2 separate regions of the Homo sapiens genome follow, and region 2 is linked to region 1. Evidence: chromatin loops called from intact Hi-C (ENCODE). Cell type or tissue: heart left ventricle. All regions are shown on one strand. Each heading gives the region's core, and the rest is flanking DNA. Links, peaks and the distances in the headings are about the cores only. Region 1 has its middle 8.8 kb from the start of NDUFA12. Region 2 overlaps NR2C1 (nuclear receptor subfamily 2 group C member 1).

Region 1 (2,924 bases), core at 164-2,663:
TTTCACTTTCAACCTATGTGTGTCCTTACATTTACCCTATGTAAATCTCTTATAGAGAGCATATAGTTAAGATTCTGGTGGGTTTTTTTTTTTTTTTTTTTTTTGGTCCATTTAGCTACCCTGTCTTTTGACTGGGGAGTTTAATTCTTGTACATTTAAAGTAATTACTGATAGGGAAGGATTTACTACTGGCATTTTGTTAATTGTTTTCTGTATTTTTTGCTGTTGTGTCTCTCTCTCCTCTCTTGCCACCTTCCCTGTGTTTCATTGGTTTTTTGGTAGCAATTTGCCATTCCTTTTTCATTTTCTTTTGTGTATCTTTTATAGGTATTTTCTTTATGGTTATGTTGTCCCTAGGTTTTTTTTTTTTTTTTTTTTTTTCAAACTGAGGCGGGGTTTTAATATGTTGCCCAGGCTGGTCACATGCTCCTGGGCTCAAGTGATCCTCCCATCCTAGCCTCCCAAGTAGCTGGGATTATAGGCACATGCCACTGCACCTGGTGTCTCTAGCATTTTTAAAGTACAATATGTACTTATAGATTTAAATGTTTGATATGTTTCAACCCATTGCAGTTATTATTCTAATCAATTACCAAATTGTTTTATCTTTGGTTAGTAGAGACCTCTTCAGGTTGGTTCCTGAGTTTCTGAGACACAATCTAGTCATCTTTGATAGTTTTATTATCATTATTTTATTTTTGGTGTGACAAGATGTTCCCAGCTCATCTTACATATTTCCTACCCGGACCTGCAATCAGCCTTTCTTCTGGGGAGCTCTACTCCAGGGCTTATGGTTGCTTAAATCTCAACTCTATCACTGTATTAGTACCCTCTCACACTGCTAATAAAGGCATACCTGATACTGGGTAATTTATAAAAGCAAGAGGTTTAATTGACTCACAGTTCAGCATGGCTGGGGAGGCCTCAGGAAACTTACAATCAGGGTAGAAGGGGAAGCAAAAACATCCCTCTTCTCATGGTGGCAGAAACGAGAAGTGCAGAGGGAAAGGGAGAAAAGCCCCTTATAAAACCATCAGATCTCATGATAACTCACCCACTATCATGAGAACAACATGAGGGTAATTGCTCCCATAATTAAAGCATCCTTTCCACAACATGTGGGGATTATAGGATTACAATTCAAGATGAGATTTGGGTGGGGACACAGCCAAACCCTATCAATCACTAATTAGCTATATTGAGCAAGTTGCTTACACCTTAGTTTACTCATTTGTAAAATGGGGTTAATAATATTACCCATCTCATGAGATCACTGTAGGCATTAAATAAGGTACATAAAAAACACAGTGCCTGGTGTATCATAAGTACTCAATAAAGGTTAGTTTGATAAATTACTTCTAAATAACAATAGAGACATATGTCTTCTTGAGCAGATTTTTCACAGAACATTCTGACTTCCTGTTCTAATTTTGATCAGTTGTCTTTAGGCCTCATTCATGAATGGATGATCATTCTGGGATTTCTTTTCATTGTGTTTCTGAATAAATGAGTCTTATTTTATCTTGGATCCTGCATATTTTTCTTTCTTAGAATTCTCTCATTTAGGGTTGCTTGTTTTTTTTGTTTGTTTTGGTAGAGCACATTTTTGAGACTTTTTTCAAAAATGCATGTAGGAGATAACATTTCCCTCGATTGATCCTTTACTTGGTCATAAAACCCTAGGTTCAAAATAGTTTCCTCACAGAACTCTGAAAGCATTCCTCCATTGCCCTCTAATATCTAACATTTAGCTGGGTGTGGTGGTGCATGCCCATAGTCCCAGCCACTTGGGAGGCTGAGGCAGGAGGATTGCTACAGCCCAGGAGTTAGAGGCTGCAGTGAGCTATGATCGTGGCCACTGCACTCCAGCCTGGGTGTCAGAGTGAGACCCTGTCTCAAACAAAACCCCAAAACCTCTAACATAGTTGATGAGAATCCTGCTGCCAATCTGATACAAATTCATTTGTTAAAAACCTGTTTTTCAATCTTTTGAAGTTTTTCAGATTTTTCTATTTGTCTTTAAAGTTCTGAAATTTCATGAAGATTTATCTAGGGCTTTTGTAGTTGATGTTTGTTGGAATTCAGCATCATCTTTGAATTTGGAGATGTGACATTTTTAGCAGTAGAAATTGTTTTAAATAATTTTTCCCCTACATTTTCTGTTACTTCTTTCCGAAATCTGGGTATTAGGTGAACATTGACCCTTCTGGATTGATCCCCTATTATCTTTTTAACGTTACCTGAATATTTTGTTTTTTCTGCATATTTTCCATTTTCATCTTTGTGCTTTACATTCTGAACCATTTCTTTGCATTTATGTACCAGTTCACTAATTTGTTCCTTGTCTAGGTCCAGTCCATCAGTCCTGATAGATTTTTTCAACATGATTTTTAGTTTAAAGAATGCTTAAAAAAGAAAGAAAGAAAGAACTCTTTCTTTAATCTCTCTTCCTTTTTTTTTTTTGAGACAGAGTCTCACTCTGTTGCCCAGGCTGGAGTGCAGTGGCGTGATCTCGGCTCGCTGCAACTCCACCTCCCAGGTTCAAGCGATTCTCCTGCCTCAGCCTCCCAAGTAGCTAGGACTACAGGCGTGCGCCACCACACTCAGCTAGTTTTTGTATTTTTAATAGAGACAGGGTTTCACCATGTTGGTCAGGCTGGTCTTGAACTCCTGACCTCGTGATCCGCCTGCCTCAGCCTCCCAAAGTGTTAGGATTACAGGTGTGAGCCATTGTGCCTGGCCAGTCTCTCTTCTTTTTCATAGTATCCTGTTCTGATTTTTTTTGTCATTAACTTGGTATCAACATTATTATAGAACAACTAAAGTTAAAGAGACACACAGAATTCAGTTGGATAATACCGACATGTTCATGTGAACAAACATTGCCAGAAGCCTTAATTCTTTCTTCAATGATCTTAGCTTCA
Region 2 (2,924 bases), core at 306-2,805, 55 kb after region 1:
GGTGGCAGGCACCTGTAATCCCAGCTACTCAGGAGGCTGAGGCAGGAGAATCCATTGAACCAGGGAGGCGGAGGTTGCAGTGAGCCAAGACAGCGCCACTACACTCCAGCCTGGACAACAGAGCGAGACTTTGTCTCAAAAAAAAAAAAAAAAATTATTGACTATAGTCCCTCTGTTGTGCTATCAAATACTAGGTCTAATTCATTCATCCTATTTTTTTGTACCCATTATAACCTATTTCTTAATGACTAAAAAGTTTATTTTCCAAACAAACAAAAATGTAGTGCAGAGAGTGGCTTTGTTTTACATTTCTACAAATTGCTTTAATATCTAGTTTAACAGAAGTTGGAATCTCATATCTGTTTCTTTATTTAATCTGTTAGACTATGTTGTTTTGGTTATAACAAGGCTGGGCACAGCACCTCACGCCTGTAATCCCAGCGCTTTGGAAGGCCAAGGCCAGTGAACTGCTTGAGCCCAGGAGCTCCAGACCAGCCTGGGCAACATGACAAAACCCTGTTGCTACAAAATATATAAAACATCAGCCAGGCACGTGAGCACAAAAAATGGCCACAAAAAATCAGCCGGAAACCTATTTCTTCACCATATATATACATATACATACATACATATATGTATATATGTTAAAGAAAATTCAGCTTCGTATTTATTGGTTGAAAAGGGGAAGGATATTTTAATACCCTTTTCAAACTGTGAAAGTTGTTCGACACTACATCAACTCAACAAGTGGCAGCTTTTCAAAGGTTAGCAGCAATGTAGAGTCATAAACTATATTAAAATCTGTTGGTCTATCCTGCAATTTAAATGGATCCTTCACTCATGCATAATTTTGTAACATTATACACTGGTCATCCGGAAAGCAATGATTCATTGAGTTATGTACACCTTATAAATGCTGACACATTTCATCATATAGTATCATCACATGTCACACAGTCTGTAGAAAATTCCATTGTATACCTGGGAGAGAACAATACTGAAAAGGCAAATAACATTTCAGTATTATTATAAAAATGGTCTTCACCTGGTTGATTCTCTGAAGTGTCCCCAGATAATACTTTGAGAACTTCCAAATTATGTGGTATCTCTTACTAAGTAATAGGACACAACCATTTAAAAAAATGAAGATGTCAGTATTGATGCTGAACTCCTACTGATCCCACCAAAACTAGGCTCAGATTGTACCCTCTAAAAAGAATTCCCTCAAAAGCATTCCTACTCACTCTACAGCTCTTTAATTTCTTTCCTTCCTTCCTTCCCTTCATTCCTTTCAATTTTCTTCTGTGCTCCCATTGCACCTGATACAATGACCTGTCACAGAACTTACCACATTCTACTATGAATTGTCTGATTATTCAACTATCTCTCAGTAGCTTGAAAAGCTATCTTAAGTTAGGGAATATCTTTTATTTCTGGAACTCCAGAACCTGGTATATGCATTTAGTAGGAATTAGAAAAGTTTGGTGGGCCAGTGCATCAACCGTAAACTAGACATACCTCTCCCATCTGTTGTTCAATAATTTGATGTGCAATTTCTTCTATGGTTGCCATGATCTACCTGCCAAAAATAAAAAGATGTTTTATAATTAAACTCACAAAACACTCTTATTAAATAATTTACAAATAAAACTATATGATATTTAAGATTTGCTTCAAAATAATCTAGTTAAGGTGGGAGGGTTGGCTTTTTCTGAAGTTTCTTTTTTCCATTCATGGGTTGCCTTTTCCATGTGTCTTTTTTATTTTTTTTTTTTTTAAAACAAGGCCCACCCAGGCTGGAGTGTAGGGGGCACCATCACGGCTCACTGCAGTCTCAACCTCCTGGGCTCAAGTGATCCTCCCACCTCAGCCTCCTGAGTAGCTGGAACTACAGGTATACACCACCACACCTGGCTAATTTTTTATTTTTTGTACAGATGGGGTCTCACTGTGTTGCCCAGGCTGGCCTCAAACTCCTGGGCTCAAGCAATCTTCCTGTCTCGACCTCCCAAGTGTTGGTATTGGAATTATCAGCATAAGCCACCATGCCCACCCCTCCATGTATCTTTTTTTTTTTTTTTTTTTTGAGATGGAGTCTTGCTCTGTCACCCAGGTTGGAGTGCAGTGGCATGATCTTGGCTCACTGCAAGCTCCACTTCCTGGGTTCATGCCATTCTCCTGCCTCAGCCTCCCAAGTAGCTGGGACTAGGCACCTGCCACCACGCCAGCTAATTTTTTTGTATTTTTAGTAGAGACAGGGTTTCACTGTGTTAGCCAGGATGGCCTTGATCTCCTGACCTCGTGATCTGCCTGCCTCGGCCTCCCAAAGTGCTGGGATTACAGGCGTGAGCCACTGCACCCGGCCCCAGCCCTCCATGTATCTTTATATGTTTATACGGTCTTCCCTCTGAGTGTCTGTGTCCTCTTCATAGAAGGACATCAGTTATTTTGGATTACGGTACACTCTAATGAACTAATTTTAACTCAATTATCTCTTTTAAGGCCTTATCTCCAATATACTCAATTCTGAGGTACTGGTGGTCAGGACATCACCATAGGAATTTGGGATTCATATGATTTTGTGGGAGAACCGAATTCAGCCCATAACACTCAGGCATAAACCCAATAAGGAACATGCAAGATCTAGGTAGGCAAATAAAACTTTAAAATGCTGCCTAAAGACAAGAAAATCTACACTTGGACCGGCCCCGGTGGCTCACATCTGTATTCCTAGCACTATGGGAGGCCAAGGTGGGCTGATTACCGGAGATCAGGAGTTTGAGACTAGCCTGGCCAACATGGTGAAACGCCATCTCTACTAAAAATACAAAATTAGCCAGGTGTGGTGGTACATGCCTGTAATCCCAGCTACTCAGGAGGCTGAGGCAGTAGAATTACTTGAACCTGGGAGGCGGAGGTTGCGG

Evidence for each region. A loop is a pair of places that touch in the nucleus more often than their neighbours do. Peaks named below come from ENCODE experiments on the same cell type or tissue, not always from the same donor. Only the 100,000 strongest peaks of a DNase experiment are listed, where the experiment ranks them.
Region 2: it touches region 1 in a loop (4-fold over the local background); 15 of 110 quality-filtered maps call a loop at or near these places.

What each region holds. Positions count from the first base shown.
Region 1 is chr12:95,011,040-95,013,963 of GRCh38, forward strand. No RefSeq gene overlaps it. Among named protein-coding and RNA genes, the nearest start is that of NDUFA12, 8.8 kb to the left of the region's middle. In heart left ventricle, for the core only: no CTCF peak of the experiment used is centred there; no DNase peak of the experiment used is centred there.
Region 2 is chr12:95,065,813-95,068,736 of GRCh38, forward strand. It overlaps NR2C1 (nuclear receptor subfamily 2 group C member 1), which reads right to left. Exons shown (of 14, transcript NM_003297.4): 2 at 1,519-1,579. The coding sequence starts at 1,572. Among named protein-coding and RNA genes, the nearest start is that of NR2C1, 6.3 kb to the right of the region's middle. In heart left ventricle, for the core only: no CTCF peak of the experiment used is centred there; no DNase peak of the experiment used is centred there; H3K27ac peaks cover 276 bases.